Regions from separate parts of the Homo sapiens genome. Here region 1 is linked to region 2. Evidence: chromatin contacts called from ENCODE Hi-C or POLR2A ChIA-PET data. All regions are on one chromosome and are shown on one strand. Each heading gives the region's core, a stretch centred on a gene start or an enhancer-like site at or near the end of the contact. The rest is flanking DNA. Distances are from core to core; before and after follow the strand shown. Region 1 overlaps ATP11A (ATPase phospholipid transporting 11A). Region 2 overlaps ATP11AUN (ATP11A upstream neighbor lncRNA).

Region 1 (6,194 bases), core at 1,336-3,835, 67 kb after region 2:
TTTCAGGATAACTTTGGAGTGCCCTTGGCGGAGAGGAGGGCTCCATTCAGATGGGTGAGGGCCCTTCAAATTTACTTTTGGTTTACATACGTAAAATACTTTAGAAAGATTTATTCTGAGACAATATGAGTGGCCGTGGCTTGGAAAAACACAAACCTGAGAACCATCGAGGAAGTGGTCCAAGGTGGTGGGGCTGGTTGGATGTTACACATTTCAGGGAGGCAGGAGTCATAGGAAAGACGTAAATCAATGAGTGGAAGGTCGACGTGGCTCAGCCGGAAAGGCAGGATGACTTGAAGTAAAGTAGGCGGATTCAGAAATGCTTTACTTTTTTCTTTTTAAGTATTTTTTTTCAGAGATTCTTTAATTTGCAGTTGATTAAAGGAGTAAGGTTCTATCTAAAACTTGGAGTCAACAGAAAGGAATGTTTAAGATAAGGAGGCCCTGTCAGAGTCAGCCACAGGGTCAAAGAGCCCTGTTTAGCAGGTCTGACGCCCGCAGGCGGGACTTAACCCTCATCTGTAATGGCACTGGGCCCTGTTTATAATTTGGCATCTTAGTGCCACAGAGTCTGGTTTTTTTTCTTCGATCCTGTGAGCGTGGGTTGAGGTAAAGAGGTTGTGGAGACCAGGGCTTTATCACGCAGATGATGTCTTATTGGTGTCTTATTGCCACAGAGTTCCCCACCTCCCCCCGCCCTCTTGTCATTCAGGCTGTTGTGCAGTGGCGCGATCTCGGCTCACTGCACCCTCCGCCTGCCGGGTTCAGGCTATTCTCCTGCTTCAGCCTCTTGAGTAGCTGGGATTACAGGCACACACCACCACACCTGACTAACTTTTGTACTTTTAGTAGAGACGGGGTTTCACAATGTCGGCCAGGCTGGTCTCAAACTCCTAACCTCAGGTGATCCGCCTGCCTTGTCCTCCCCAAGTGCTGGGATTACAGGCGTGAGCCACCGTGCCTGGCCAGAGTGTATTCTGTTTGTTTTATGATCTCTGTATTGATGTTAATGCTGGTCAGTTGTGTCTAAACCCCAAAAGGGAGGGGGTAGAAGGAGGTATGTGTAACCTCTGTCATGGCTGGGAGCTCAGTTTTTAAGATTTTTCTGGGGTTCCCTTGACCAAGAAGGGATCCATTCAGTCGGAAGGGGCTTAGGATTTTATTTTTAGTTTGCAAGTTGAATGTCTAGGCAGCTGACTGAAGGTTATTTGATGAAGCCAAATGCCTGGATGCTCCCAAAGTGTGCATATCTGGTCCTCTGTCTCGCCCGAAACCCGGAGGCCCTCAGGGCCTGTGGATTCCCGGGAACGCTCGTGTCACACGGGCTCGGGTGGCATGTGCGGGGACATACCACTTAATGTACATACAAGCCTGTCGTGTGGCGCAGTTGATCTCAACTTTTAAATAAAGAAGATGAGCATCGCCCCCTCCATCATCCCTGCCCACACCTCTCACCAGCGCCCACTGCCTGGGTGTGGACCAGCCCCTATCGTCCCCATCGCCCCCTTCGCCCCCTTCTCCCCCATCGCCCCCTTCACCCCCTTTGCCCCTATTGCCCCCTTCTCCCCCATCGCCCTCTTCGCCCCCATCGGCACCATCGCCCCATTCCGACACTGCATGCCCTGAGTTCAAGTGGACCCCACAGGTTATGGGCTCTGTCCCCCAAGACGGCCTGCTTCAGACACAGCTACAAGTCTCAGGGACCACCTACACTTCTGAGCACCTGCCATAAACGTCAGGGAGGGCCCTGTGACTCAGGGTTGACGATTTACTGGAAGGACTCGCGGAACTCAGGAGGTCACTGTGCTGAAGACAAGGGGCTTATGATGGTGGGAGCAATGTGATGGGTCCACTGGGAGCCCCCTGTCCCCGTGGAGCTGTCACGTGGCCCTCCTCCAGAACCGTGTATGTGCGGCAGCCAGGATTCGTGCATCCAGAGTTTCATCAGAGTCTCATCACTGCTTGGGGGTCTCATCACACTATTGGCCAAGAGATTGAGTTCAGTCTCCAGTGTCTCCCTTCTCCCCACAGGTCAGAGGTCAGGCTGGGGATGGAAGCTGCAGCCCTGTCCTGGGGTGAGGCCGGCCCCCCCCCAGGAAGCTGTTTGGGGCCCATCTTGAGTCTCCTCATTAGCATAAACTCAGGTGTGGTCCACAGGGGCTCTTGGTGAGCAACAGAAACACTCCTGCCATGTGGGAAATTCCAAGGGTCCTGAAGCATGCTGGGCACCGGAACAGAGGCCAGGTGTGTTCCTCATTCCACCACGGAGCCAGGGTCTGACCCAAGTGTTTCTGTTTCCAAAGGTGATCTGCCTTCCTCTGCTCCAGCCACCCCTGCGGCCATGCCTGTGGTCCCCTGTGTGGGCTGGGCTGTGGCCTTGGACCTGGTCCCCACGTCATTTTCTTCTCCCTTGGGGTGGATTGTCTGTGGGCCCGGTGTGGGACCAACAGCTGATGGCCGACGCCTCTTGCCGTAGGTTGCCGGCCATGCATACCTGGGGGAAGACTTGAACTCCATCCCTCTGTCAACCCTGTTCTGAGTCACAAGAGACACTGCAAACCCCCCTTGTGGGAGCTGACTCAGGCTCGGGCTGGGCTCAAGGCAGTGGGGTGGGGACAGACAGGTAAACCTGTGATCATGATACGATGTGGACCTCCCATGGCCAAGGTGAATCCCAAATGCTTTGGGAGCAGAGTGACCAAAAGAAGACCCCTGGGGAGCAGACGAGGTATGGGCAGAGGCATCACCCCCTCCACTCTCTCTGCTCTCAGCCCTCACCAGCCCACTGCCCGGGCATGCACCAGCCTCCTTCGCCCCCATCGCCTGGCCCCTGCCACCTGGGTTTCTCAGCCGCTGCCTTCACTCACCCCTCCCCACACCAGTCTGGAGTGATAGGCTGCGTCTGCACGCGGCTGGCTCTGCCTAGGTGCCCAGGAGTGACTGGCACAAGTGTGTGCTCTATGTGCTTAATGCCTCTAACGACCAAGTGTGGGAAGCTTTTCTCGTGTGTAGTAATGAAATAGCTCAGATGTAAGCAGAACAGATGCACCAGCCCTCCCATGCCCCAGCCAGTGAGTGTGTGGCTACAGCTGTGGCTGCAAAGTCCCCATCCCTGGAGTTCCTTGGACAGGAGAAGCTTCTATTTGTGGAGGATGACTAAGGACAACGTCCCTGAGGGTGGCCTGTTGGTTACAGGAAGCTGAGGTTTGGAACAGATCCCTGCGTGCAGGTGAGAACGATAGAAATGGGTGAAGGAGGCTGAGAGAGACTCAGGAGCCCCTCCCCGGCAGCTGAGGTGACGAGGGTGCCCCTGAAGGACGCCCTCAGAGCAAGGTGCTGGGGAGGGGGCGGGAAGCGGTGGCCCTGGGGCCTGCTCACCGCACCTCTGTGCCAAGCAAGCTTTGTGCTTTTAGTTTTCACCGACTCTGCTTCTGTAAACGCAGCTGGTGTCTAGGGAGTCACAATCGGTCCTTGAAAAGAGGAGGCTTCTCTGAAGGGAATAGTGTGTGTCACCAGGAGGTGTATGCCGGGGATGGGGCACGGCGTGCGTGCAGGGAGAGGGGCCAGGGGGCACAGTGTGCATGCAAAGAGAAGGCCCAGGGGGCACTGCATGCGTGCAGGGAGAGGAGCCAGGGAGGAAGCACGTGCGTGCAGGGAGAGGGGCCAGAGGGCACAGTCTGTGTGCAGGGAGAGGGGCTGGGGGCACAGCGTGCATGCAAAGAGAAGGCCTGGGGGGCACTGCATGCGTGCAGGGAGAGGGGCTGTGGGGAAACACAGTCTGCATGCAGGGAGAGGGGCCATGGGGCACCATCTGTGTGCAGGGAGAATGGCCGGGGGCAGTTGATAGGTGCTGGGGGACAGGCCTAAAGGCAGTTGTACTTCCGAGAGCTTTTCCCGGCAGATTCCCAGATCTGCAGGTGAATGAGGTGAAGGAGCCCAAAGGGGCCGTCTGGATGGCAGCTCCTGACCTTCTCCATCTGTGCTGCTGCCATGTCCTCTCTAATGCTCCAGCCGGGGGTGCTGCAGATGCTGGGGGACAGAAAACAGAGCCAATCAAATGCCTGGCTTTGCAAACTGGAAAAAAAAGTCCATTGCTTTTGCAATTTGAAGGGCTCACAGGAGCAGAAAATTAGTGGTGAAGAGTGTTATAAAATTATTGGATACAGTGCCTTAACCTGTAAACTTGAAGCTGAAAGTGTGCCATGAGAAAGGTACAAGCAGAATAAAAAATGCACCACCTAATGCTACTGTAGGTCCTCTGAATAAATAATTGTAAAGACATCTTCCTTGGGACATGGATAATAGGGAAAAATCTCACAGAAAACTGGGGACATTGCAAATTTTTTTTCTCATATACAGCTTTACAATTCTTGCATAGCTTATGCGAATTTCTTACTATAACTTGGGGTTGTAGGTAATAGTAAATCTGAACGCTGCTGCTGCTGCTTCTTTTTTTTTCTTGAGACAGATTGTTGCTCTGTCGCCCAGGCTGGAGTGCAGCAGCACAATCTGGGCTCACTGCAATCTCCGCCTCCCAGGGTCAAGCGATTCTTCTGCCTCAGTCTCCCAAGTAGCTGGGATTACAGGCATGTGCCACCATGCCTGGCTAATTTTGTATTTTTAGTAGAGATGGGGTTTCACCATGTTGGCCAGGCTGGTCTCAAACTCCTGACCTCAGGTGATCTGCCCGCCTTGGCCTCCCAAAGTGCTGGGATTAGAGGCGTGAGCCACTGTGCCCTACTGAACGCTGTTTCTAGTGATAACTTGCTGCTCTATTTTTAGCAAGTTTACTATATTTATTTACTTTATTCAACCAGCAATTACTGAGAATCTGCTATAGGCAGGTTCTGGGAACACAGGAAACAAAGCAAACAACAGAAATAAGAATTGGTCTTTTCCTGGTAGGAATTTAAAATCTAATGGGAGCAGCAGCAGTCTCTTTCCAAAAAAAAAAAAGATAAATGCCACAGGTGACTCTAGAGAACACTGCTTTTGTTCTTTGCACGTGAAGGAACCAGGCTGCCTGAGGTGTAGAGGCTCCACACACCATGCAGGGCCCGCACAGGCCCCATTTGGCAGGCAGAGGTAGTCCCTGCCCGTTTTCTTGAGGGCTGGTGGCTGCCTGGGAAATTCACCTGACACCAGATTGAAATGCAGATCGGCTTTCATCTGTTTCTGGAGCTAAACTCTGGCTTCGTGCAGCCTGCCACGCAGCTCGGGGACTCCGGCGCTGGGCGAGGAACTCGGCTCCAGGTGCATCTTGTTAAAGGCTGAGCCCCATTTCTCACATGCGTTGCGGAATCGAATTCTCCGTGTAACTCAGAACTCAGAGTGAATGAGAGATCGATACATGTAGGGTTCCAGCAAGGGCCGTGTCTGGTGAGCAGGGGAAAAACACCCCTTTTTCATAGACCAGGGACTGGCAACCTTTTTCTGAAAAGGGCAGATAGTGAATGTTGTAGGCTTATGGGGCCTTGAGGTCTGTGCACCTGCTCACATCTGCCATTGTAGCAGGAAAAAGGCCACAGAGAAAATGGAATGAGTGAGTGTGGCTGGTGCCAGTTAGCTTAATTTACAAAGCCAGTCACTGACCTTTACCCAGATAACTGGACTGGTGGACCCAACATGGAGGGGCCATGAGACCATGCGGCCCACCTCCCTGTGTTACCTGTATGTACCACGTTGTCAGTATCCACGCGTGGATGGGCCATGAGACTGCGGCCCGCCTCCCTGTGTTACCTGTATGTACCACGTTGTCAGTGTCCACGTGTGGAGGGGCCATGAGACTGTGCGGCCCGGCTCCCTGTGTTACCTGTATGTACCACGTTGTCAGTATCCACACGTGGAGGGGCCGTGAGACCGTGCAGCCCGCTTCCCTGTGTTACCTGTATGTACCGCGTTATCAGTATCCACGCGTGGAGGGGGCCGTGAGACTGTGTGGCCCGCCTCCCTGTGTTACCTGTATGTACCGCGTTGTCACTATCCACTCGTGGGGGGGCCGTGAGACCGTGCGGCCCGCCTCCCTGTGTTACCTGTATGTACCGCTTTGTCAGTATCCACGCGTGGAGGGGCCGTGAGACTGCGGCCCGCCTCCCTGTGTTACCTGCATGTACCGCCTTATTAGTATTCATGGACCTTTAACTACAAATATTCTGTGATCGCTTACCTCTGCTGTTCCTCTTCTCCTTGTCTAT
Region 2 (5,649 bases), core at 2,313-4,812:
GGACCAAGGACCTGGATGTACTCAATGTGATTGATTACAATGTGATGTGATTACAAAAACTTAACGTTTCAGCTGGGCGTGGGTGGCTCACACCTGTAATCCCAACACTTTGGGAGGCCAAGGCGGGGTATCACCTGAGCTCAAAACTGGCCTGGCCAACATGGTGAAACCCCATCTCTACTAAAAATATAAAATTAGCCAGGCATGGTGGCACATGCCTATAATCCCAGGTACTTGGGAGGCTGAGGCAGGAGAATCGCTTGAACCCAGGAGGTGGAGGCTTCACTGAGCCAAGATCACGTCATTGCACTCCACCCTGGGCAACAGCGAGACTCCGTCTCAAGAAAAAAAAAAAAAAGAAGTAACATTTCTTAGCATAAAGAAAAAAGAGAATACTTCAAGGAAAAAGACAAGTATCAAACTGCAAAAAAAATTTGCAAACATATGACAAGAGGCTAATTTACTGATGCAACAAATTTTACAAAAGAAAAAACCACAGTGGTAAAACTGTCTGAATATGCATCCAGAAATAAACAAAATGGCCAATTGACCAACTTCACGATGAATCTGAGAAATGTCAATTCTAACAGTGATTAAATATTTCACACCTATTTGATTAGCCCTCAGCATTGGAGAGACAGGGAGGTGAATCCGGAACTCTCCTTGGCTGCTGGGGGAGAATAAATTGGTAGAATCTTTTGGGGAGAAATTTGACTTTATAAATGAAAATCATCTATTAAGATGCACACTTTTAAGGTGGAGATTCCACTTAAGACTTCACGCTGAGACAATGGTGATCTGTATGGACAAAGGTTCACTCTGGCATATTTTGCAATAACCAAAAATGAATACAATATGGACGTCTATCACAAGGAGACTGGAGAGATGAATATGATAGAGTGATATAATTCAATATGGGTTTTTTATTTTTATTTATTTTTTTTTGAGATGGAGTTTCACTCTTGTTGCCCAGGCTGGAGTGCAATGCGATCTCGGCTCACTGCAACCTCCGCCTCCTGGGTTCAAGCAATTCTCCTGCCTCAGCCTCCCAAGTAGCTGGGATTACAGGTGCCTGCCACCACACCCGGCTAATCTAATTTTTTGTATTTTTAGTACAGACAGGGTTTCACCATGTTGGCCAGGCTGGTCTCAAACTCCTGACCTCAGGTGATCTGCCTGCCTCAGCCTCCCAAACTCTGCTTTTTTTTTAGTAGCATAGGAGGACCTGATACCTCCCTGCAGCCAAAACCCCTCCTAGCTCCAGGTGGACAGGAGGTGAGAGGGAGAGGAATCACCACAAGAAAAGGTCAGAATCGTCTGAGAGAACGTTTCTCCTTGGGGGAATCCCACAGCAGTGGAATAAAGCAAAGAACCTAGGAGACAGATGCCTCCTGCCAGGGGGCCTGATGTGGGTGCCTTGTTTACTAAGCATTTATTTATCACTGCTAAACACCCCCAGGCCGGTGGCTGAGCTGACCTCAAGATCTGAGATAAAGCTAGGGTGGGTAGAAGCAGAAAGTACAACTGCATAATTTCAGTGCCAATGAATAAAGGAAAACGGTTGTTGGCTAAATGGATCAAGCAGCCCACCCCACAGCCCCAAATACAGCATACGGTAGGAAAACAAATAAGTTATTTCCACTGGCATTGATGCTTTTGGGTCTTTTTGAGAATAATTTACTATAATTCGTGTAGAAAACCTTTGATTTTAGAAAAATGTTTTAAATAAATTAATTTTTTCACAGTCTACTGTTGATACAGGAGTTAAGAAGAAATTAGGCAGATAGTAAGGGTGTGGAAGTCCTCGGTGCGGTTTTTCCTTTTAATGAAAATCAGCCCCAAATCATTTTCCTTTCTAACAAAGAGCAGCCTGTGAAATCGAGCTGCAGACATAGATGCAGGCAGTTGTGCCAATCATTTTCAAGATGGCGGCCCCCTCTTGTCTGTAATCCCAGCTACTCGGGAGGCTGAGGCAGGAGAATTGCTTGAACCCAGGAGGCGGAGGTTGCAGTGAGCCGAGATCGCACCACTGCACTCCAGCCTGGGCGACAGAGTGAGACTCCATCTCAGATAAATAAATAAATAAATAAAGCAGGACTCAATTACAAATCCAAAAAGTGCTGGTGCTCTCAGACAACAGTGGAGGAAATTACCTCTCAATTCTCCTTTAAGGCAAACGGGTCGTGTCAAGGTCAGGAAGAGCAAATGCGTCTCCACTCAAAGGTGCGATTCAGAGCTGCCGGTGGCTGGGGCCCGTCCGCAGCCTTCCCTGAGCTCCCCTGTGAATGCTGTGCGGATTGTTCAGATGGAGATCACTGAACACCTACTAAGCGCCAGGTGTCTGGGGGAGCACGTCACTGAACACCCACTGAGCTCCAGGCGTCTTGAGGGGCACTTTCCACCGATTTTGTCCCTGATGGCAGAGCCGCTGTGGGACTGGAGGTCATAGAATTCTCTTCATCACACAGACAAGGACATGGAGGGTGGAGATGGCCGAGGGTGGCTACGGGCATCTTATCAGGAAGGAGTCTGCCTGGGACCCCACTCAGGGCTCACACCCACACACACACTCTCCATGCCTGGGACCCACACAGGGCGCGCACACACACACACACACACACACACACACACACACACATCCTCCACCTGATTCTTCTGCCTCCTGGATTCTGTCTGGGGCTGAGACCCAGGTAGCGGCCAGCACCAGGTGTCTTTCTGAAGCAGCCAGTACAGAGACCCAAGACAAGGCCCTGGGGCCTCCTTCCTGATGGGGCCTCCTTCCTACTAGGACCTCCTTCCTGGTGGGGTCTCCTTCCTGGTGGGACCTCCTTCCTGATGGGGCCTCCTTCCTGTTGGGGCCTCCTTCCTGATGGGGCCTCCTTCCTGGTGGGACCTTCTTCCTGGTGGGACCTCCTTCCTCATGGGACTTCCTTCCTGGTGGGACCTCCTTCCTGGTGGGGCCTCCTTCCTGTTGGGACCTCCTTCCTGATGGGGCCTCCTTCCTGTTGGGGCCTCCTTCCTGGTGGGGCCTCCTTCCTGGTGGGACCTTCTTCCTGGTGGGACCTCCTTCCTCATGGGACTTCCTTCCTGGTGGGACCTCCTTCCTGGTGGGACCTCCTTCCTGGTGGGGCCTCCTTTCTGATGGGACCTCCTTCCTGGTGGGGCCTCCTTTCTGATGGGACCTCTATCCTGGTGGGGCCTCCTTCCTGGTAGAGCCCATGGGGAGGAGGTAGGGACGGGACTCCCCCTCCTAAGGAGTCTGTCTGCCATGTGCATAGAGACACCTGACACCAGGGTCACAAAGGACCCGCCTTCCCCTTAGTCCCAAACTGAGGGGTTCCCAGAAGGATGGGACTTGCGGTGTTAAAACCAGGAATGTCCCAGGGAGGTGGGAGTGAGCCCAGAGCCCAGGCTTTTGCTGGAGCCCCCGAGTCGCAGGGCAGTGGCCTGGACTATCTCACCAGCTGGAGGAACACTGCCACCTGCCAATGGCGGCACTGCTAATTTCCGGTCACCGCAGTCAGCTAAGATTCATCCCACCTGCCTAGGGGCTAGGCCTCAAACCCACGTCATCTGCGTTGTCTGCAGCTGTCAGCGTCTTGGAATGTGCACCCACAGGGCTCACACGCTGAGCGAACTTGGCTGTGTGATTAGAGCCCCGGGCTTCTGGGTGAAGATTTAATTTCTCTTGTTAAATAATTTACAGCTCTGGCAGGCAGCTGAAGAAGTTTCATTTGCAAATGCCAGTGTTTTTAGCTTAGCTTTTTCCCTCAAAACTCTGAGTTTGAAAGAATAAACTTAAAAAGGATACGTTTCCAGGCTTTCTTCTCCCTTCATTGAATGGTGTTTCTTCATGTAGCTTGAGGAAATGGCTTGGAGTCAGTTGCAGGAAATAAAGTGAAAATTAGAGACTCACAGCCATATTGGCAAGAATGAGAGAGAGACAGACAGAGAGGAAGGTAGGAAGAAAAGAAGGCACATAGAAACCTAGGTTTGTATTATATGTGTGCATACACATGTGTAACCCTCTAGTACATAACGGGAATATGGAGGAGATATTGGGAACCCCTGTGAGACAGTGCACCAGTTTGAGACGATACATTGTGTACTTGGAAATAAGAGAGAACATGCTATGAGTTGTATTTATGTGCTACTTTGTTTATTTATTGTTGTTTTTCCCTGTCAGCAGCAGAATATGTGATATTTTGTCTAAACCTGACTATGTCCATATGTGACAGGCCTGAGGGGAAGCATGGTGTTTCTAACCTGTCTCTCTCTCTTCACTCCCTGCCCCACCTCCTGCCCCTCCCTGTCTCCCAGACCCTTCCCAGGCCTCTTAGGCAGCACGTGGTGGCCAGCAGAGGAAAACAGGATTCCAGAACAGTCATGCCATCTCTTTCAGACAAACACATGTTGTTAATACCAGCTTCCCTAACTTGAAATAAATTCATACATGTTATCTACCCTCACAGACAGTTTTTGAAAATCTCTGTAGTGTCCAGACTGAAACAGAAAAGAGAAGCCAAGATAAACCAAAGATCACAGGGATCCCCGAAGCTCTCCAGGGGCAGGGATGATCCTCCCCAGGGGTCGGAAATTCCCAGGTAACTTTTGACTCTCCAAAAACTTAACCACTGATAGCTTCCTGCTGACCGAAAGTCAATTAACACATATTTTATATGTTATATGTACTGTACACTGCATTGTTATAATAAAGTAAGCTAGAGAAAAGAAAATGTTATTAAGAAACTCAGAAGAAAGAGAAAATGCATTTATGGGACTGTACTGCACTTATGGATGCCGTAAGTTTACTTTCTTTATAAGATGAATCGTCCGTCTGAAATAGCGGCAACCACAGCTGCAGACCTCGATCTACGGTACATACCAAGCATTTCCACTTTTTCTGTTATGTGGTGACGTTTTTCTGCTTCTTGTGGGGGGGGGGGGGTTCCAGCATCACCAGTGGCACTTCGTGTGGGTCCTGTGGTACTATTCAAACACGAGAAATACGTGAGAACTGCAAGAGGTCACTGTTTCCTACCGAACGCGATGTACTGAAGAGACACCTGTTCACATGGAGATGATTAGCGTCACACGGAGTTTTAAGGGATTCCTCAGGATGCTCACGCTCACCATGACAGCTACAGGAGGTGGCTGTAAAGTCTTTGCAGTAGTACAGTACTCACTACAGTTAATTTTTATTCTATTATTATTATCTTTTTTTGACATGGAGTCTCGCTCTGTCACCCAGGCTGGAATGCAGTGGCACGATCTTGGCTCACTGCAAGCTCCACCTCCCAGGTTCATGCCATTCTCCTGCCTCGGCCTCCGGAGTAGCTGGGACGACAGGCACCTTCCACCACGCCCGGCTAATTTTTTTGTATTTTTAATAGACACAGAGTTTCACTGTGTTAGCCAGGATGGTCTCGATCTCCTGACCTCGTGATCCACCCGCCTCTACCTCCCAAAGTGCTAGGATTACAGGCGTGAGCCACCGCGCCCGACACTCACTACAGTTATTTTTATGCAGTTATGACATCACGCTGCATCTTTTTTTGTTATTGTTTTGTTTTGTTTTGTTTTGTTTTGTTTTGTTTTGAGATGAGTCTTGCTCTGTCGCCCAGGCTGGAGGGCAATGGCACAATCTCG

Evidence for each region. Hi-C counts contacts between places; a loop is a spot of excess contacts on that map. ChIA-PET counts read pairs that join two places held with the same protein, here RNA polymerase II (POLR2A). Pooled maps may share reads with other maps.
Region 1: POLR2A ChIA-PET joins it to region 2 with 14 read pairs in BJ. The contact joins two enhancer-like sites. A Hi-C loop is called at or near these places in 1 of 168 maps with a recorded cell type or tissue (sigmoid colon) and 6 of 50 pooled maps. POLR2A ChIA-PET finds 5 or more read pairs at or near these places in 4 of 52 experiments (BJ, CD8-positive, alpha-beta T cell, MCF 10A and 1 more).

What each region holds. Positions count from the first base shown.
Region 1 is chr13:112,722,605-112,728,798 of GRCh38, forward strand. All of the region lies in intron 1 of ATP11A (ATPase phospholipid transporting 11A), which reads left to right. Among named protein-coding and RNA genes, the nearest start is that of ATP11A-AS1, 29 kb to the right of the region's middle. RefSeq lists enhancers at 617-1,118, 1,845-2,424, 2,425-3,004, 2,803-2,852. Within about 2 kb of position 2,586, at least 8 of the 41 ENCODE cell types and tissues checked have a DNase peak (open chromatin) inside an H3K27ac peak, as active enhancers do.
Region 2 is chr13:112,654,674-112,660,322 of GRCh38, forward strand. All of the region lies in intron 1 of ATP11AUN (ATP11A upstream neighbor lncRNA), which reads left to right. Among named protein-coding and RNA genes, the nearest start is that of ATP11AUN, 10 kb to the left of the region's middle. Within about 2 kb of position 3,563, at least 3 of the 41 ENCODE cell types and tissues checked have a DNase peak (open chromatin) inside an H3K27ac peak, as active enhancers do.